Linked DNA regions of Homo sapiens: region 1 is linked to region 2. Evidence: chromatin loops called from intact Hi-C (ENCODE). Cell type or tissue: Calu3. All regions are shown on one strand. Region 1 overlaps ACTN1 (actinin alpha 1). Region 2 has its middle 26 kb from the start of ACTN1-DT.

Evidence for each region. A loop is a pair of places that touch in the nucleus more often than their neighbours do. Peaks named below come from ENCODE experiments on the same cell type or tissue, not always from the same donor. Only the 100,000 strongest peaks of a DNase experiment are listed, where the experiment ranks them.
Region 1: it touches region 2 in a loop (5-fold over the local background); 3 of 110 quality-filtered maps call a loop at or near these places.

The regions. Positions count from the first base shown.
Region 1 is chr14:68,936,941-68,939,440 of GRCh38, reverse strand. The region is part of intron 1 of ACTN1 (actinin alpha 1); the gene reads left to right. It also overlaps the pseudogene BANF1P1. Among named protein-coding and RNA genes, the nearest start is that of ACTN1, 41 kb to the left of the region's middle. RefSeq lists enhancers at 1-265, 552-696, 475-769, 266-1,099, a cis regulatory region at 618-631 and a silencer at 475-769. In Calu3, a CTCF peak has its summit at 1,501; DNase peaks (open chromatin) are centred at 540 and 1,430.
Region 2 is chr14:69,004,379-69,006,878 of GRCh38, reverse strand. No RefSeq gene overlaps it. Among named protein-coding and RNA genes, the nearest start is that of ACTN1-DT, 26 kb to the right of the region's middle. RefSeq lists an enhancer at 811-2,010. In Calu3, no CTCF peak of the experiment used is centred here; a DNase peak (open chromatin) is centred at 1,018.

The DNA of each region.
Region 1 (2,500 bases), 67 kb after region 2:
TTTTCACCATCATCATTCTGGCCCACAGAAGTCTTTACTGATGTGAGAACCAAGGCTCCGGGAGGCCCAGTCGCAAGTACTGGACAGAGCTAGCTGGTGGCTGGCAGTTGGGGTGGGCTCTTGGGTCCCTGGGAGGGGTGAGGCTGTGGATGGTGACAGATTGGCTGAGGCAGTTGACTCTCATTGGCGAGGAGCTAAGAGGACAGACCTGTTTCTTCACTAGGATCGTGTGTCCACCTGTTTTAAAGTGGCTCTGATTTCTCCTGGGAGCCCATAGGTTCCACCTGTACCAGGCAAGAAGGAGCTGGGCAGTCTGCCTTCTGGGGGGCCTTGGATGGCAGGGAGGCCAGATCAGAGTCTCATGGTGGCCCAGGAGCCCTCTCAAGCACGGTGCCTTTGTTAGGCCTCCCAGAAAAAGCTGCAGGCCCCCTGCTTCTTGGCCCTGGTGACCCTCTGGGTGTCTGGTGCTATGTCTTTTGAAATGGGCTGTAGATGGGTGTAAACCAGGAAATGCAGGCTCCACTCCCCCCTCCCCATCTCCTCCTCTTGGCCAGAGGCCCGTCTCAGAGTTCTCTCATCAGTGGGGAAAAAAAACAACAGGACTTCTTTCTTGCTCTGTGAATGATTAACTTTGATTAAATAGACAGTGGATGGGAAGTGAGAGCATGCTGACCGCTGACATTGACTGGGCTCCTGATGTGTCCAGGGTATCTTGCTGGCTGTTTTGCTTCCATTGTCATAATCTTCACAAAGTGGTGATGTTCTTTATCCCCATTGTAAGGTGAGGCAATTGACACCTAGACAGTTTAACTAAAGCCACACAGCCAGTGAGTGGTGAGGACCTGCTGGGTTAACATTGTTTAAGTGTCTGTTGTGGACACAGCACCAGGCTAAGTCTTTCAGGACATAGGGTCTAATTTGGTCGTCTTTCATTCTGTGCCATTGTAGGCCTTGTTATCCCCATTTTACAGATAGGGATCCTGAGGCTAGGATTAAATCTCCTGTCCAAGCAGACAGATGTAATGTGAGGTGTGGGCTGGCACTGGAGCCTAGGTCTGTCTTGTTCCAAAGTCCAAGGTGCACCCCCAGTCCCCCCTACTCTGAATCTCCAGGACCCCAGCACTCACATGTCCTGGGGACAGGCTGTTAGAGCAGTGCCAGGTCTCAGCAGAGGCCTGGTGGTTGTCAGCTTTTTCAGCAGCCACTCCCAGGTGGGTGGGAAGTGGGCAGATCTGGGTGGAGATGTTCCCGAAGACTCTGCTTTTCATCAGCGCATGAACCAGCTGACGGCTGGCTTTGAAGGGCTGGCAGTCAGCCCCTGATAAGTTAGCCAGATACTCCTATTTACCATGCCAGAACACTGGGCATCTGAGATCACTTCTGGGCAGGTCTTTGCTTAGACAAACCACCCAGGGCCCACGCCCTGGCCAGACTGGCCATACTTGTATGGGGGTCAGAGGGATTCCAGCACGCCCCCTGGCTGCACCTCAGTAACGTCTTCAACATCAGTGGATGCTGCAGAGGACTCAACGCTGAGCACAGGTGCTGGCCTGGCCTTCTCCAAGGACCCTGCTGGTTCACACACCCCGCCCACACAGCAGGGGGCTGGCTTGGGCTGGCAGGGTGCTTGCCTGGGGAGGCTGGTGAGTTTGTTTTTGACTCGATGAGCCTAGACCAGAGTCCTGGGTGCTCTACTCAGGGAGAAGAACGACCATCAGACGAGAAGCTGGCTTGTATAGGAAGCTGTGTACCATTTTCAGGAAGTGTAGAAGCTCATTTGGGTGATTTCCTGGGGTCACTTGGCCAGAGCACAGCCCTTTATCTTACCCAGTTAGCAGTTTGCTGTCTTAATTATTGGGGAGATGTGTGTGATTGCTGGTGTATCCTCATGTCCTGCTCCCTAATTATGACTTTCTTTAAGATTTTACACTGATAAGGCACTTTAAAGTTCTTCAGAGCCTTTTCCCTATATTATATCTTATTTTATTCTCAAACTCATTCTTTTAAATAGATGGGATAATTTTTTCATTTTTTATCTTTATTTTGGAAACATCCTTTTTCCTCCTCCATAATACCTGAGCCTTGTCCCACCCTTGCCAAATAATCCCAGAGAAATGGGAAGTCCTCTCTATCCTATCCTAGAGGTCTGACATAACAATTAAATGTATATATTCCCAGACAGACTTTTCTTTTTTCTTTTTTTTTTGAAAACCACTAACTTTATTGATCTAAAAAACTTTACAAGGACAGTGACTGTTCTGCCAAAAAAGGAGCCAAATGGTATCAAATGGACTGCAAGTGAGGGTGGGGGTGAGAGACGGGGCCAGGAATCCATGCAGGAAAGCTGATAACTGTCACCAGGGAATTGGCAAGGGAAAAAGGAAGGAGGAGGCATACAAGAGCGAGAATCCAAAAAAGTTGAAATGGTTAGGGGAGAAAACTCTCAAAAGACCCTGGAGTACATCAGAGGTGAGTACAATAGCAATCTTTTCCTCTGTAG
Region 2 (2,500 bases):
CTGGGAAATAGGCACCAATAATAGTAACAACATAATGGTGACAATAATGATAGCCAGGGTTCAAACAGTATTTCAATAATGTACTTATTGTGACGTAGCAGGCGCCTTGCGTACTTTACCTCATTTGTTTCTCACAGCAATGCTATGAGTGAGGTGCAATGAATCTCTCCATTTACAGATGAGAACACTGAGGCACAGGCAGGTGAAGTGGCCAGCCCAGGGCCACTCAGCGAGGCTGGGCAGGTTGTGTTCTGGACCACTGGCTTTTCTATGCTGCCTCTCCAACCCCGGGCTGCCTCTAACTTTGCAGTCCCTGGGTCCCCTCAGAACTCTCCCGCTACTCACAGCCCTAGCACTTGATTTGCTGAGGGCCTGCCCCGAACTGGGGAGGTGGGGGTGAGCAATAAATGTGGATAAGGGGCCTGGCCTGGCCCCTCCACTGGATCTCACAGTCTGGCAGGGGTGATAAGGCCAGAGTAGGTGGAATGAGACACAGAGGATGGGTGGAGGGCGGAGGTGGTGGGATTCACCCTCAGCCACCAATTGATGGAGAGATCCTAACCCTTGGTCAGCAGGCTTCTAAGACACCCCTGCCACCGTATCCCTTGAGGCCAATGCCTGAGGCTGGATCCCTGAGCCCTCTTTCTGCCCCCGCACAGTTCCTGGAGGAGGACCATGTCATGGTTAGGACACACGTGGGTTCAAGACCAGACACCTCAACTCTGCAGACCTGGTTTCCTCACCTATGACATCCCTCCTCGCAGGTTTGCTGGAAAGATTGAACCAGCTGGACACAGCCAGTGCCTGGAGTCGGCCTAGCATAGTGTGGGTACAGCCCTTCTCTCATCCTCACCCTGCACTCCTCCCAGCGCCCAGCCTGGCTGCCCAGCCACTTCCCAGCACCAGCTTTCCATGTGGGAATGGAAACTCTGAGAGGGACCACGTCTCTTTGTATTTCCCCAGACTGAATTGTTCACAGCTGGCAGCATGGCTGAATGACTCACCCCTCCCGGAAGGATGCCTGTGTCAACCCAGCAGCTTCATTCAGGTCAATGCTTATTCCCTGAGCACCCGGTAAGTCCGTGGCTCTCATCCCTGGCAGCACACCAGAATCAGGGGGTTTGGAAGTGGGTGAAGCCACAAGGCAAGGAAGAGGCAGTGGAATCAGGATCTCTGGGGTGAGGCCCAGGCATCTGCATTTCTTACACAGTCTCTTTCATAAGGTCAGCAGAGGGTCTTCGGTGTAAGACCAGGGTGTTTGCTTAATATACAGAGTTCAGGCACACGCCCACACCAAGTGAATCAGACTCTGGGGATGGGTTGTACAACCTGTTTGAACCCCTTTCCCTGCAGGATTTCTTTCTTTTTTCACAGAAAGGTTTAGAAACTTCCCTACTTAGAAGAAACCAGTGTGAGGAATAAATGAGCCCAGCTGCCGAAGGACGTACCCTTGGGATGAGAGGATGGCCAGGAGCTGGAGGAGGCAAGGGCTGAGGGCCGGGAGGATGAAGATGAATCTCAGCTGAGGGAGAGACCAATCTGGGCTAGGGAAGGTGAGGCTGGGAGGTCTCTTGGAAGAGGCAGCTACATTCCTCTCATTCCTTAAAGGTGAATTTCTGAGGGTAGAATTTCAAGGGGGCGAATGGAAAGGACAGGAGCAGTATCTATCTATATCTATCAATCTATTATCTATCGGTCTATCATCTTCCCCCAATCCCCTCCCAGTGTTAACCAGCTCACCCTGTGGCAGCAGGAGCCTCTAGAGCTGGGTGTGTTGGAGGTTGGTGTGTTAGACTGCTCGGGTTTCCACAACAAGATACCAGAGACTGGATGACTTGAACACCAGAAATCGATTTCTCATAGTTCTGGAGGCTGGAAGTTTAGGATGCCAGCAAGGCAGCTTTCACTCTGAGACCTCTCCTCTTGGCTCGTAGTGGCTGTCGTCTTGCTGTATGCTCACATGAGCTCTTCTGTGAGGGAGAGGGTGGTGAGGGAGGAGAAGATGGGGAGAGGGCAGGGAGAGCTGGGGGAAGAGGGAGGAGGGAAAGGAAGGGGAGGGAGGGAGACAGAGACAGAGCATGCTCACTCTCTCTTGTGCCTCTTACTAATCCTATTGGCTCAGAGCCCCATCCTTATAACTTCATTTAGCCGTAATTGCCTCCTTGAAGGACCTGTCTCCAAATACAGCCACATGGAGCGTTAAGGCTTCGAGGTAGGAACTATGGAAGACATAATTCAGTCTGTGGCAGTGGCTTCTCTGATGTCTCAGCTTGCTCAAAGGACCATGCTGGAACTCACAGCATCCTCCAGGGAGACTGGACCAAAGTGGGAAAGGGTGTGGGTGACTGTTGAGTCCCCCTCGTGCTCGCAGTTCATAGACTGACCTGGGGGCTGGGGGTGGAAGAAGCCTTGCCTGTGCCTAGGCCTCTGGAGACCCAGGTATAGGAATGAAGGAGATCGGGATCCAAATAGCACACAGGGCTGGCCTGGGGATCTCTGA